Regions from separate parts of the Homo sapiens genome. Here region 1 is linked to region 2. A link is a contact called in ENCODE Hi-C or POLR2A ChIA-PET data. All regions are on one chromosome and are shown on one strand. The core of a region is the stretch at or near the end of the contact, and the rest is flanking DNA. Distances in the headings are between cores, read along the strand shown.

Region 1 (6,823 bases), core at 443-2,942, 650 kb before region 2:
TTTTCTAGAGGAGCAGCATCATCGAAGCCTGCTGTCAGCCTGGTGTGGAAAATAGAACAGTAGCTGGGGTAGAGAGATGAGCAAGGAGACAGACAAGCATTCGGGGAAGAAACCATGAGGGTCTGTACTGAGGTAGCGAAAGAGAGGCAGAGGAAGGCAGGTGCATTTAAAGATGTTACAGAAGCTGAATAGACAGTCGGAGGCCTCGTTAGATATGGGAGGTGAGGGAGAGAAATAAGGCAAGGATGGTCCCCAGGTTCTTGTCTGGACACAGGCCGGTGGCAGAGTCACGTATCATACAAGGAGAGGACTTCAGGAGGGTTGGAGAAAGGAGCTGAGAGAAATGTTGAATGTGGAGGGGGAGGGATCAGGCAAGCAGTTATGGATGGGAGAGTCCCCTGGACTGGGGAACATGCGGGGCAGGGGTCAGTCCATGGGACAGGGGTGGCATCTCACACTTGGGAAGTGTCTAGCGAGAGAAGAGGACCCTGAGTGAGCTCAGGAGGACACCCAGACATGAAGCATAGACAGAGGAGGAGGAGGCCTGGAGGAGGCTAAGGAGGGCCAGAAGAGGTGGGGTTAGGAAAGCAAGACCAACAGAGGGTCCCCTGCTGCTGGTGACCAGGTAAGCCGTGTGTATCGGGGTGCCCTCAGCGTTCCAGGATTACAAGTAGTTAGCATATCTGCCCCCCGGAAACAGCCTTTAGAACCCCCCGCCCCCGCTTATATTTGTGACAACCGAAAATGCCCTCCCATGTTTCCAAACACTCCTCAGGGCCAATTACAAGATTATTTGGTGACCTTGGTGAGAGCGGTTACCAAGGAGTCTGTGGTGAAAGCCAGGGAAGAATAAAACCACAGCTCCTCTGTCCTGCCGTGGCCATTCCCTCCTCAGGCCTCTTCCGGGGCTGCCCAATCACTATTTATTTTTTGAGGTTTAAATGTATATTATTGAGTTCCTAGCACATGTCAGGGACGCCACGGTGAACACGACAGTTAAGGTGATGCAGAAGTTTTTGCCCCTTAGTTCAGCTAAAACGGGGTTCTTGTCACATGACCAGGAAAGATGAGGTCCGCAGACACATTGAAAGGTGAGGGGAGCAGAATTTATTAAAAGAAAGCTCTCGGAGAAAAAAATAAGTGGTCCTGCTAACAGGCTTCCACCTCACAGACTGAATTCCAGGCCAGCACACTCGAGCTGGAGTCCAGGCTCCTCCCCCTGCCCAAGGCGCGAAATCCTGAGGCTCCGCCCCCTGTTCCCCCAGTGCGCATGTGCATATTATTAAGCGAGAAGCTGTCGGGGAAGGGAGGGCAGACAAGGGTGTTCTCCCTCTGGGTTGCGGGTTTCTTACGGGACCGGCAGTCGGGTCTTTCAGCTTTCAGACTGTTTTAGGCTTGAATGGGGTGTTTTGCAAGGGACCCCTTGGCTGTCTCCTGTCTCTATCAAAGGTCTCCCCTCTCGGAACTGCCAGGGTACAAACAATTGAAGCCAGGTGGGGGTTCCTTGACTAGGCCCCCTTGCATAAGATGGGAGCGGGGTGGGCAGCAGGGCGTGCTTGGCTTAGGGAGGAGCTGCGCTGAGCAAAGCGGGATGAGAGGCTGGGGAGACAGGCGGGGCAGCTGGGATATGGGACCAGCGGGAAGGGCTGGCCTTGAGGTTTCGGACACGAGTCCCACCCACAGCTACGTCAGCACAGGGCGGCCTGCCGGGGCCTGGGGGCCTGGCAGTCTGTGGTTTGGTCTGTGGGCACTGAGGCCAACACAGGAAGAGGCCTTGGGGAGAGCCAGCATGACGCCTGCTGACCGCACGCTCTGTGGCGAGCACAGGCCAAGGACTGACAGAGGAGGCTGAGGTCTAATGGAGGAGTCAAGGGCCCCAGGGAAACAGGGGAGGGAGCAGCATTTTGGAGGGAAGTCACAGATAAGGAAAGCTGGAGGCTCCAAGGTCGATGCCCCAGGTGTTACACAGTGAGAAAGAAGCAGGAGGATTCCATTTACGAAGAATGGCGGGAGTAGAATGGGGGGCGGCAGGAATCCAGCACGGGAGAGGAGGAACGCGGAGGACCTCTCCACAGGCATCAGCGCACATCTGATGCGTGCCCAGATGATGACAAAAATTCAATTTATCATACTTAAGGGGTTACTATTAAATTGAGAAAGCAAATTAGCAGAATCTTCTAGTCTGCTTTCTCATTTAACAGACCCAGAAACCAGCAGGTAAAGAGATGGGCCCATGGCACACAGTGAGTGCGCTGGGGGTGGCAGGGGCAGGGCAGGGCTGGAGGCCGGGCTCTGTCTTCCACTTCCTGCTGCTGGCTCAGTGGCAAAAGTCAGGACCAGGACTGGGCTCTCTCGTTTTCCCTGTATCCGAGGAGCTAGCTACTCCATGGATACACCCTGGCATCTTGATTGTGCAGGACAGCCATTCTCAGCATCTTTGAGTGACCACACCTGGTGATTTGGTTGGAAAACAGTGAAACCTTTTGGTGGTACTTCTTTACGTTACCATGAAGTATAAAAAATTCTATTCTTAGCCATTTGTGGCCTTAGAGTTTAATTTAGAAAGGAAGCCTGAGAGAAAGTCACATTTCTGAGAAACTTCCAGGAAGTTAAGCCTCCACAGCTAGTTGGCCCCTCCCATTACGTGATGTGAATGGGATTCCCCCTGGACTCAGAGTGGTTCCATCACAGTAGCGGTCCCAGCAGAGCTTAGGAGCCCAACCTCAGGAGATCTTGCGGGTGTCATCCCACCTCCCATCTGCTAACAACATCCCTCAACACTGTCATTCCACAGGCCAGATATTGACCATGACACCAGCAGATATTAAAAATGTGGCTTGACTTGTCTTAAATCCGTAAACAAAACCAGTTTTACTACAGAGTATATGTAAGGGAGATTATAAGCAATATATTACATGTCCCTTTCCTGCTGTTCCGCATTCAGATTGACTGAAATCCAAAAATGTCATTGTTCAGGATTCATATTTCACTAAAAAAAAAATCAAGTAGAACACTGAGGAAGCCATAATGCTGTCTGCCAAATCATCTCCCATACAGAAGTACCTTCTGGTTTCTTCTCCCTCGTGTGTTCTGACCTCTCAAGTACAGCTAACAGTTTGTCTAGTTGTTGTTAAGCTCACTAAGCTGAGGGTTTACATGTTACTACATTAATTAATTAGAGCACCTTCCAGTAGCCTCAGTCCACTGTCACAGGCCATGTTTTGTTTCTTTTTTCCAAGATAGACGAGTTTGTTCCATTTTATTGTTTTGCACATTTTAGGTTCTGCATCCATCCTCCAAAAATTACAGCATTCCAAAGACTGACATTTTTATTGCATTAGACTGTTTACTAATTTCACATATTACGGTGTTGGCATGCTCCCATGGCTCTGAATGTGGCATCCTACTGGTGTCCTTGTTAGCAGTCTGGTGTTCTGAGCCTGAGTTCTTGGGTGCCTGCCGTGGTAGAGAAAGTTTGGGAGCTGCCAGCAGAGAGAGAGAGGATTGCCCAGAGAGACAGAACGTGGACTGTGCTATTCCAAGCCCGACAGCTCCTGAGTATATTAAAATAGCTCATGAGTGTGAAGGGGCGTAAATGGGGAGGCTCCAGGGGTGGCAGGAAGGAGGGGTGCTTCTGCCATGGAGAAAGGGTTTACTGCTGGAACTGAACACTGAGAGCATGGTGGGCAATCCCTCTGGCCCCCAGGTGATGCTGCTGTTGTTGGGTCAAAGACAGGCAGAACCCAAGTGGGCCAAGCAGATAGCTCCGTATGAAAGGCAAAGGGTGGACCTTGTGCTTAGTTCAGAAGGCATTTGAGTACATTCAGTTCCACCTGCACATTGTGAATATGCACCTCCTTCCAGGTGTGGGTCCTGAACTGATGGAATCTGAGCCTCAAAGAACAAGAACAAACACGCTAAAATCATTCATCAGTCATTCATTTACTGAGACATATATACAAGACATATACTGAGTAACTTCTGCATAGTAGGCAGTTCTGCTTATGGGGATTCACAGGTCTTCTGAGCATCAATCCCTAAGAACTCAGCACCGGATGCGGAAAGTAGATGGCCAGTCGCAGTGCAGCACAGGAACAGGGCTACCACTGAGCTAGGTGTGAGGGCCAGCCTCCCTGACAAGAGGGATATAAGGGTTGGCCAGGGGCTCATGGTGGGAGGGGACCTTCAGCGGCAACAAACAACCTGTCAGCTGTGCCTCTTCCACCTGGGCGAGGGTCCACTGGATTCAGCTATGGCACGAGAGTCAGGGCATGGCTGGCAGCCAGGGCAGCACCCTTAGGGAGAGCTGGCTTGACTTCTGGTACTGTTTGGCTGTCATCCCGACTATTTCAGCCAGTTGGGTTAGGGCAAAACCATTTTTGTGAAGAGTTGAGCCTCCTTTTGGCTTTGAATTGGGCAAGCAGGCCTCTGGTAGGAGGGATGGGATCCGGTGGGCAGAGCCAGAGGTCTGTTCATGGAGCTCCTCTTCAGTATCTCCTGTTACTTTGTTACTTAGGAAGGAGCATTAGAAGGGAATCCTACCATGTGCCAAAAGGCACCCTTTTCCCCAACAGGCAGCCTGCTGCTAGGTTGTTACTTTCTGCAGATACTTCATAGCAAAAACTGGAAACAGTTTGAAACCTACCAAGAGGGGACCAGTAGAGAAAATGGTGGCATGTGCTATTGTCAAAAAACAATGATGTAGTACATTTGTTGTCATGGAAAGATATCCTCAGAATGTCGAGTGAAATGCAGGCTAGTTTTACTAAAACTGTCAAAAAACAGTTAATCCCCACCTTACATAAACACTCTCAGACACAGAAAAAGAAGGAAAGCTACTCAATCCGTTTTATGGGACTAGTCTTCTCTGACATCAAAATTTGACAAAGATAGTACTATGAAAAAGTTATAGACCAATCTCACTTTTGAGTATAGTTGCAAAATGCAATATTTACTAGTAGAATTCACCAGTATAGTAAATACATATGCATCATTGACCAAGTAGGGCTTATCCTGGGAATATAATGATGATTTAAATCAAAAAGTCTTTGAATAATTGGTTAAATTTACATATTATAAGATAAATTATATGATCATCTCAGTGGATACAAAGAAATTGTTTGCTAAAATTGGATACATTTCTACTTAAAAGCAAACAATGCCTTAGCAAAATAGGAATAAAAGGAAGATAACTTGATAAGGGGTATCCATCAAAACCCACAGCAAACATTGCATACTCAGGGAAATTTTAGAGACAATCCTGTTAAAGTTAGGAACAAGACCAGGATGCCATGTAATGCTATTCAACACTGTGCTGGATGTTTTCTACCGGTGTTATAAAGCAGGAAAAAGAAATAGGGGGTCAAAGAAAACAATCATTTTGTGTAGGCAATGTTGTCTACATTAAAAAGTCCAAGAGATGCTATATAAATTAGAACTCATAACAGAGCTCGGCAAAATGTCTCAATTGGAGATAAGTATACAGGGATCAGTTGGGTTCCTATGCATCATTAATAACCATTTAGAAACTGTAATAGAAAAAAATTAACAGCAGCAACCAAAACTGTAAGGTAGCTAGAAGTAAATCTAATGAAAGATATGCAAGAGATTTATGGAGATGACTGTAAACATAATTGAAGGACACAGAAGAAGATATGACTAAATGGAGAGACATGTCATGTTAATGGAGAGGAAGATTCAGTATCATAAAGATACCAGTTTAGGCTGGGCGTGGTGGCTCACGCCTATAGTCCCAGCACTTTGGGAGGCCAAGGCAGGCAGATCACCTGAGGTCGGGAGTTTGAGACCAGCCTGACCAACATGGAGGAACCCCATCTCTACTAAAAATACAAAATTAGCCAGGCATGGTGGCGCATGCCTGTAATCCCAGCTACTCAGGAGGCTGAGGCAGAAGAATCGCTTGAAACCGGGAGGTGGAGGTTGCAGTGAGCCGAGATTGCACCATTGCACTCCAGCCTGGGCAACAAGAGCAAAACTCTGTCTCAAAAAAAAAAAAAAAAAAAAAAAGGATCCCAGTTTACTTCAGATCAACATAGAGTGCTCATGGCATTTGATCATATTATCCTAAAATTCCTATGGAAGAATAAAGGCAAGAATAATCAAGACAGTTTCTAAGCAGAATAAAGTGAGGGTGAGGAGGGGCACTTCCCTTTGGACTATCATGACTTACGAGTTATATTAAGAAAACTTGGTTTTTGTACTGAAATAGACCAGAGTCTAATAAACAGAGTAAAAAACTCAAAAACAGATCTATGCAATATAGAAACCTGATATGAAAAGAAGGGGCCTACCAGATAGGTAGCAGAAGTATGAACTATTCAATAAATAGAATAAATCGTGGGGAGAAAAAGATTCCCAACCTCATGCAATATGTACAGATAATTTTCAGATTGATTAAAGACCTAAATGTGAAAAACAAAACCTTTAAACCTCTGGAAAATATATGGTTATCTTTTATCACCTCATGGCAAGAGAAGAATTTTTAAAATGAGATACAGAAACCACCAACCATCAAGGAAAAGATTGATAAATTAGACTATTAAAATTTTAGATTTCTGGCCAGGCGCGGTGGCTTATGCCTATAATCTCAGCACTTTGGGAGGCTAAGAGGAGGCAGATCACTTGAGATCAGGAGTTCGAGATCAGCCTGACCAACATAGAGAAACCCCATCTGTACTAAAAATACAAAATTAGCCGGGCATGGTGGTGCATGCCTGTAATCCCAGTTACTCGGGAGGCTGCAGCAAGAGAATTGCTTGAAACCAGGAGGCAGAGGTTGCGGTGAGCCGAGATCGTGCCATTG
Region 2 (7,592 bases), core at 4,531-7,030:
AGGTAAACAATAGATACCTACTATACACAAGGTGCAGTGTTGTGATACAGGGGATACTAAAAAAATACAACTCTTAATAAAGTTTCTGCCTCTTAAAATGAAAGTTAAGTACATAACGGTAACAAAGTAAAGTGTGGCTTAATGCTGTGATATAGGCACTTAGCAAACCAGGCCAATGTCTGTTTGTTTTATTAAGGACCATTCCCAGAAACTAACAAAAGGGTAACTGTTTTCCAGAATAGATGTCTATCTACATTTATAACTTTAATCCATTTCTTTTGTCTTCTACCTCATTAATTTTTTAACAGATGCAAAATCATTAAGTAGGGAGCCAGATCGTACTTAACATGCACCAAAAACATAGTTCTCAATCCCAGCTGTATGTTAGAATCAGTTACCTAGAGAACTTTAAAAAAATATTGATGCTCAGATCCCACTCCTAAACAATTAAATCAGAATCTCTATGGATGAGACATACACACAGGTATTTATTTTCTTATTTATATATTTAAAAAAATACAGAGTCTCACTATGTTGTCCAGGATAGTCTCAAACTCTTGGGCTCAAGTGATCCTCCTGCCTAGGTCTCCCAAAGTGCTGGGATTACAGGCATGAGCCAACCTCGCCTTGCCCACATAGGTATTTTTAAAAAGCTTCCCAAATGAATTCTAACACCAGTCAAGACTGGGAACCATCAATATAAGAATGAATATAAACATGCTGCTAGGAGCAACAAAATAATATGAAGGCAACAATTTGTTTCCAGCTGAAATCAGCATCTTAAATCATTCAACCTACCAAAATTTTAAAAAATCATTTTCATTTTTAAAACTCTGTAATTGAGAAATTAAAATAACACCTCCAAAAAAAAAAAAAAAAACACCTCCAGGATGCTTATGCCCATAACTCTTGTTCTGAAATTGGTATTATAATGTGTAATTATTTCATTTTACTCTATTAAAAAGACATGTGGGTTTACACCATTATTGGTATGTTTCAGAATTTAGTGTAGTAGTCCCCCCTTATCCATGGTTTCGCTTTCCATGGTTTCAGCTACTTGCAGTCAACCACAGTCCAAGAATATTAAATAAAAAATTCCAGAAATAAACAATTCATAAGTTTTAAATTGTGCACCACCTCACTTCGCCCAGTCTGTGACATGAATCATCCCTTTGTCCAGTGTATCCACACTGTAGATGCTACCTGCCTGTTAATCACTAAGTGGCCGTCTCAGTTACCAGACTGACTATAGCAGTATTACAGTGCTTGTGTTCAAGTAACCCTCATTTTACTTAATCATGGCTTCAAAGTGTAAAAGCAGAGATTCACGTATGTCAAAAAGAAGTTGTAAACTGCTTCCTTTAAGCAAAAAGGTGAAAGTTCTCAACCTAATAAGAAAAAAAACCAAAAACCTCATGCTGAGGTTGCTAAGATCTATGGTAAGATCTTTTATCTGCAAAATTATGAAGGAAAAAGAAATTTGTGCTAGTTTTGCTGTCACACCTCAAGTTGCACAAGTTATGGCCACAGGGCATAACTTTTATTACACTATATTGTTGTAATTATTCTATTTTATTATTAGTTATTGTTGTTAATCTCTTGTTACTAATTTATAAGTTAAACTTTATCATAAAAATGTATATATAGGGAAAACATAGTATATATAGGGTTCAGTACTATCTGTGGTTTCAGGCATTCATTGGAGGTCTTGAAACATATCCCCTGCAGATAAGAGGAAGACTGCTGCATTATTAAAAACTAAATTGTAGGCCCGGCGTGGTAGCTAACGCCTGTAATCCCAGCACTTTGGGAGGCCGAGGCAGGTGGATTGCCTGAGCTCAGGAGTTCGTGACCAGCCTGGGCAACACAGTGAAACCCCATCTCTACTAAAACACAAAAAATTAGCTGGGCGTGGCGGCATATGCCTGTGATCCCAGCTACTTGGGAGGCTGAGGCAGGAGAATTGCTTGAACCCATCAGACGGAGGGTGCAGTGAGCCGAGATCATGCCACTGCATCCAGCCTAGGTGACAGAGCAAGACTCCCTCTCAAAAACAAACAAACAAAAAACTAAATTGTAATGTGTTAGTCAAAAGAGACAAGGCTTAGTTAACCCTTATTCACTATACATGAGAACTGTTTTACTTGAATTAGTATGGTATTAGTCAGGTGTGCTGGCGTGTGCCTGCAGTCCTAGCTACTTGGGAGGCTGAGGCAGGAGGATCACTTGAGCCCAGGAAGCAGAGGTTACAGTGAGCCAAGGTCATGCCACTGCACTCCAGCCTGGGTGACAGAGCAAGACCTTGTCTCAGTTTAAAAAAAAAAAGGGCCAGGTATGGTGGCTCACGGCTATAATCCCAGCACTTTGGGAGGCTGAGGCGGGCAGATCACCTGAGGTCAGGAGTTCAAGACCAGCCTGGCCAACATGGCAAAACCCCATCTCTACTAAAATACAAAAATTAGCCGGGCATGGTGGCAGGTGCCTATAGTCCCAGCTACTCGGGAGGCTGAAGCAGAATTGCTTAAACCCAGGAGGCGGACATTTCAGTGAGCCGAGAACTCACCACTGCACTCCAGCCTAGAAGACAGAGCAAGACTCCGTCTCAAAAAAAAAAAAAAAAAAAAAATTAGTACGGCTATAAATGTAGAATTCCAAATAAGTTTAATATAATATTTCATCATTCAGTACTAATAAATTTAATATTATGGAACTGTTGCAGGCCTTACTTTCCATTTATTAATCATATGACTTTGAACAAATTCCGTAAATCACTCCCAATACCACCACCACTCTTCAGTTTACTTTCATCTGCAAAATGAAATAGGAACTATTTGTCTGCTTCTATAGGGTGACCATAGGTATCAAGTGAAAAAATATACAAAAACATGCTTTGAAAACTGTAATATGCCATTACAACATAAAGTATTACGGTTAAAGAAATTGGAAATGGGTCAGGCGCGGTGGCTCACGCCTGTAATTCCAGCACTTTCGGAGGTTGAGGCAGGTGGATCACAGGTCAAGAGATCAAGATCATCCTGGCCAACATGGTGAAACCCCATCTCTACTAAAAATACAAAAATTAGCTGGGCTTGGTGACATGCTACTCGGGAGGCTGAGGCAGGAGAATGGCGTGAACCCAGGAGGCAGAGGTTGCAGTGAGCTGAGATCGTACACTGCACTCCAGGCTGACAACAGAGCAAGACTCCATCTCAAAAAAAAAAAAAGAAGAAGAAGAAAGAAAGAAACTGGAAATTGGAAGTGTACCTGATTCTTCATCTGCTATATAAATGCAAACAAGAGTCCAATACAACTTTGTCATCAAAATTATAGTAGGCAAAGCACGGCCACAAATTCTTTGACATTTTTCCTTTCAAAGGTGAGGGTTGTACGCTGGTCTTTGCTCTAACCAACAGAGTATGTTGGAAGTAATGTTGTGCGAATTTCTGGGCTCAGGCTTTTTGGGAGACTGGCAGCTTCTACTTCCTGACTCCTCAAACATGTATTCTCGGAACCTAGCCGCCATACTGTTCAAGTCACGTGAAGAGGCTATGTGTGGGCATTCCAGTTGACATTTCCAGCTGAACTCCTAGCCAACATCAAACGCCTTCACGTGAATTAGCCATTTTGGATGTCCAGACCAGCTGAGCTCTCGGTTGACTCCAAACTCAGCTGCTTATCTGAATACAAACGCATTAAACTCTAGGTGAAAACCACTTAGCTAAGTCCAGGCAGGCCAGAGAAACAGGAGAGATACTAAATTACAGTTTTAAGTCACTATGTTTTGGAGTGATTTGTTATGCAGCAATAGGTAACTGGGACAACAACAAGGTATTTTTTAAATGTTTCCTTAATTATATCTAATTTTATTAGCAACACATACCTGAAGACATTTTTTTCCTTTCACTTCCATAAATATGAGTGCATTTTCATGGAGAAAAGTTCGTAATATAGTGCTAGACTTATGAAAAAAATTTAATGTACTGGCTTTATTTTCCAACTGTCTTACCCAAAAGTCATTTTGATTATTTTCCATTATGTCCACGCTTTTTATTTTTTATTTTTTGAGACGGAGTTTTGCTCTTGTCACCCAGGCTGGAGTGCAATGACGCAATCTCGGCTCACTGCAACCTTCGCTTTCCAGGTTCAAGCGATTCTCCTGCCTCAGCCTCCAGAGTAGCTGGGACTACAGGCGTGCACCACCACGCCCAGCTAATTTTGTATTTTTAGTAGAGACCGGGTTTCGCCATGTTGGCCAGGCTGATCTCGAACTCCTGACCTCAGTGATCCGCCCACCTCCGCCTCCCAAAGTGCTAGGATTACAGATGTGAGCCACTGCGCCCAGCCACGTCCACATTAATAAACAAATGCCCATAAAGATTAAAGTCCAAGTAAATATATTAAAAAACGAAATGCTAAAAAAGGCACCTTTAAAACATTTTTGTTAGTTTTTCTTATACATTGTTTTCTTAAAAAAACAGATGTCTATGTGCAAAATTTCATTAATGAGAGGTGTATTTTTTTTTTAAACTACTACAGGGTCTTCACTAATATTAAAGATGCATCCAATGTGTCACAAGAAAAGGAATACATATTTCAAAGCAGCCATATCAACATGATAAAGACATAACACAACCGATATCACCTTCCAGATATGCTTAATAGTCCAGGGATATGCTGTAAGGAGAAACTACCCAAATCCATCATGAATGACATTCACCAACGAATCTTAAACAGAATCGGCTGAAATGCAAAAATCTGCTTACATAGCAAAGCCGCAGCAGAGCAAGCCTAAAACAGGAATACTTCCTTAACAAATACCACTTGGCATTTTTAATGGCTGCAGCAAGATATTTACAAAACTAACGATGCTTTGCAGATTCAGAAAAGGTAACATCCTTTAGATATAAATCCCTTTCATCTGAAACCCTCAGGTCTCTTAACAAATACTAAATTCCTTAGGCTCTGCAACACCTCCGTGTCAGGTAAATTTTTTGTTAGTGATTAAGTGACTTGTTCAAGGTCACAGAATGAACTGGAGGCAAGAAATAAACCCAGGAGGGTGGTCTGCAGCTTTATAATGCACATCACTGCTAGTAAGGATTCTGATAATTTCCAAGGTGGAGTGGCGGTGAAATTAACTTGTCCCACAACTCTAGGATGGAAGGCACTTTTTAGGGGAAAAAAAAAAAATCTTCTATTTGAGGAAGTCATAGTTTTAACTCTGACAAGCTTATAGGGTCTTTAAACTCAAACTTCACTAAAATCAAGTGTGACTGGGGAAGAAGAGAAACTGGGAAACAGTTTTAGGAGCTACAGTAAGGCCTGGGATTGTAGGCAGATTGCAGAAAAAAAAAAAAACCGGAAGCAAGAGGAAAGAGGTCAAAGTCGGGTATAAGTGTCCAAGAGAACGGAAGATTGGTCAAAGCCACCTTTTAAAACCAAAAAAACACACGAAACTCGCTTGGCAATCCTAGGTAGATGGCGTAAAAGACTCAAGGTTGGGCCTTTCCTCTCCACAAGCTGATTCTACCTTTAGGAGTTGTCCCACTCCTCTCCGCGGACAGAGCTTGTCTCCGGGGTAACCAGCAGCTGGTGGAAGGAAAGGCGTTCATCGTTCACAGCGGACGACTTCCCAGAGAACAGGTGCTAGGGCCCAAGACCCGCACTCACCGTGACGCCGGGCGCGCTTCACTAACGCCAGCCTTCTCGCCAAATGCCCATCTCCCAAGAACTCGAGGGAGAATTAGCCTTGGCTACCAGGACGGAAGCCAGCCCAGCTCACCCCCTTTTCCCGATTTGCATTGCGAGGCGACGCGTCGCGTCTCCAGACGTCACGGCAGGGGCGGGGCTTCGCGTGCGCTCCCTTGACTCCTCTCTCTTCCACCGCCCTCCCCTTTTCGGTGAGGGCCGCGGGGCGAGGGATGGTCGAGGGAGGGTCGAGGAGGACGTTATGGGTGGGCGGTGGCGGCAAGGGCGGGGTTTCTCTGAGTCGGGTCAACATAGTTGGCCGGTCCCTTACCCCCCGCACTGCACCCTGCATTTCCGGGTTGCAAGGCGGCGCCTGGGCCTTGTTGTGGAAGAAGCAAGGTTGCTCTTGCGTCCCTTTACTACGTTATTTTCCTCCTCAGATTGGAAATTAGAAAAAAGGGGATTTAACGCCCCTCTATTTCTGGCTAAACATTCTCTGAAGCCAAGCCTTTGGTCAAAGAAAAACAAGTATTATCCTAAAACATATTTTATGTACAATTTTTAACGTCACTTAAAAGGCCCCGGCGAGGCTGGGCACGGTGGCTCACGCCTGTAATCCCAGCGCTTTGGGAGGCCGAGGCGGGCAAATGATGAGGTCAGGAGTTCGAGACCAGCCTGGCCAACATGGTGAAACCCCCGTCTCTATTAAGAATACAAAAAATTAGCTTGGCGTGGTGGCGTGCGCCTGTAATCCTAGCTACTCCAGTGGCTGAGGCAGGAGAATTGCTTAAACCCGGGGAGCGAAGGTTGCAATGAGCCGAGATCGCGCTACTGCACTCCAGCCTGGGCAGCAGAGCAAGACTCCGTCTGGTTGGGCGAAGGCCCCGTGTAATAGAAACGAAATGAGACGTCTGAACTTTCTCGCGAGCTGATCTTTGTACTCTCTTAGAGAAAGGTGATTGGATGCTCCGGTTGCCTGTAAACATAAAATTGACTTGGGTGGAGCTTTAGGCAGTAGTCACTAAGTCCTCAGGAACATTCCAGGTGTCTCAGGGATGGGAAATCTGGCTAGCGAGGTCTAGTAAATGCTTTAAGTGAAAGTGTGTGCCACATGGTACAGTGTACACTGCTCGGGTGATGGGTGCACCAAAATCTCAGAAATGACCACTAAAGAACTTTTCCATGCAACCTGTTCCTCCAAAACTACTGAAATAAAAATTTTTAAAAATAAAAAAGGATAAAATAAAGAAAGTGTGTTCAATGAATTTGTGATGAAGGCCAGGTTGCAGTGGCCCAGGCCTGTAATCCCAGCACTTTGGGAGGCTGAGGCAGGAGGATCCCTTGATCCCAAGAGACAGAGACCAGCTTGAGCAACAAAGGGAGACCCTCATCTCTACAAAACAAAAATTTAAAAATTAGACCGGGAGCGGTAGCTCACGCCTGTAATCCCAGCACTTTGGGAGGCCAAGGTGGGCAGATCACTTGAGGTCAGGAGTTTGAGACCAGCCTGGCCAAAATGGCAAAACCTGGTCTCTACTAAAAATACAAACATTAGCTGGGCATGGTGGCGCGTGCCTGTAATCCCAGCTACTGAGGAGGCTGAGTCAGTGAATCGCTTGAACCTGGAAGGTGGAGGTTGCAGTGAGCCGAGATCGTGCCACTGCACTCCAGCCTGGGCAACAGAGCGAGACTCCTTCTCCAAAGAAAAAATCTAAGTTACAAATAGGATTTCCATTTTCCATAGAATCTAAAACTCCCCAAATTGCTGTGAACTACAGCAGTATTTTCTCCATTTGGTAAGAGACATAAGGACAGCTTAACTACCCTTCTTTATCCAAACTAAGTCAAAAACAGAACCCAGGTTTCCTGATTCCCACTCCCAAGTAAAACTAAATAGGTTTTAT

The links. Hi-C counts contacts between places; a loop is a spot of excess contacts on that map. ChIA-PET counts read pairs that join two places held with the same protein, here RNA polymerase II (POLR2A). Pooled maps may share reads with other maps.
Region 1: a loop to region 2 is called in a pooled map, with 5 times the contacts of the local background. The contact joins the enhancer-like site here to the promoter of USP8 in region 2. A Hi-C loop is called at or near these places in 1 of 168 maps with a recorded cell type or tissue (ascending aorta) and 7 of 50 pooled maps. POLR2A ChIA-PET finds 5 or more read pairs at or near these places in 2 of 52 experiments (PC-9 and naive thymus-derived CD4-positive, alpha-beta T cell).

Annotation. Positions count from the first base shown.
Region 1 is chr15:51,072,195-51,079,017 of GRCh38, reverse strand. The region is part of intron 1 of TNFAIP8L3 (TNF alpha induced protein 8 like 3); the gene reads left to right. The region is part of intron 1 of MIR4713HG (MIR4713 host gene); the gene reads right to left. Among named protein-coding and RNA genes, the nearest start is that of TNFAIP8L3, 19 kb to the left of the region's middle. RefSeq lists enhancers at 1-85, 1,132-1,426, 1,691-2,247. Within about 2 kb of position 1,692, at least 21 of the 41 ENCODE cell types and tissues checked have a DNase peak (open chromatin) inside an H3K27ac peak, as active enhancers do; they include ascending aorta, where a contact is called at or near this core.
Region 2 is chr15:50,422,593-50,430,184 of GRCh38, reverse strand. It overlaps USP8 (ubiquitin specific peptidase 8), which reads right to left and starts at 5,780. Exons shown (of 20, transcript NM_005154.5): 1 at 5,671-5,780. RefSeq lists enhancers at 5,533-5,922, 5,961-6,957 and a silencer at 6,033-6,082.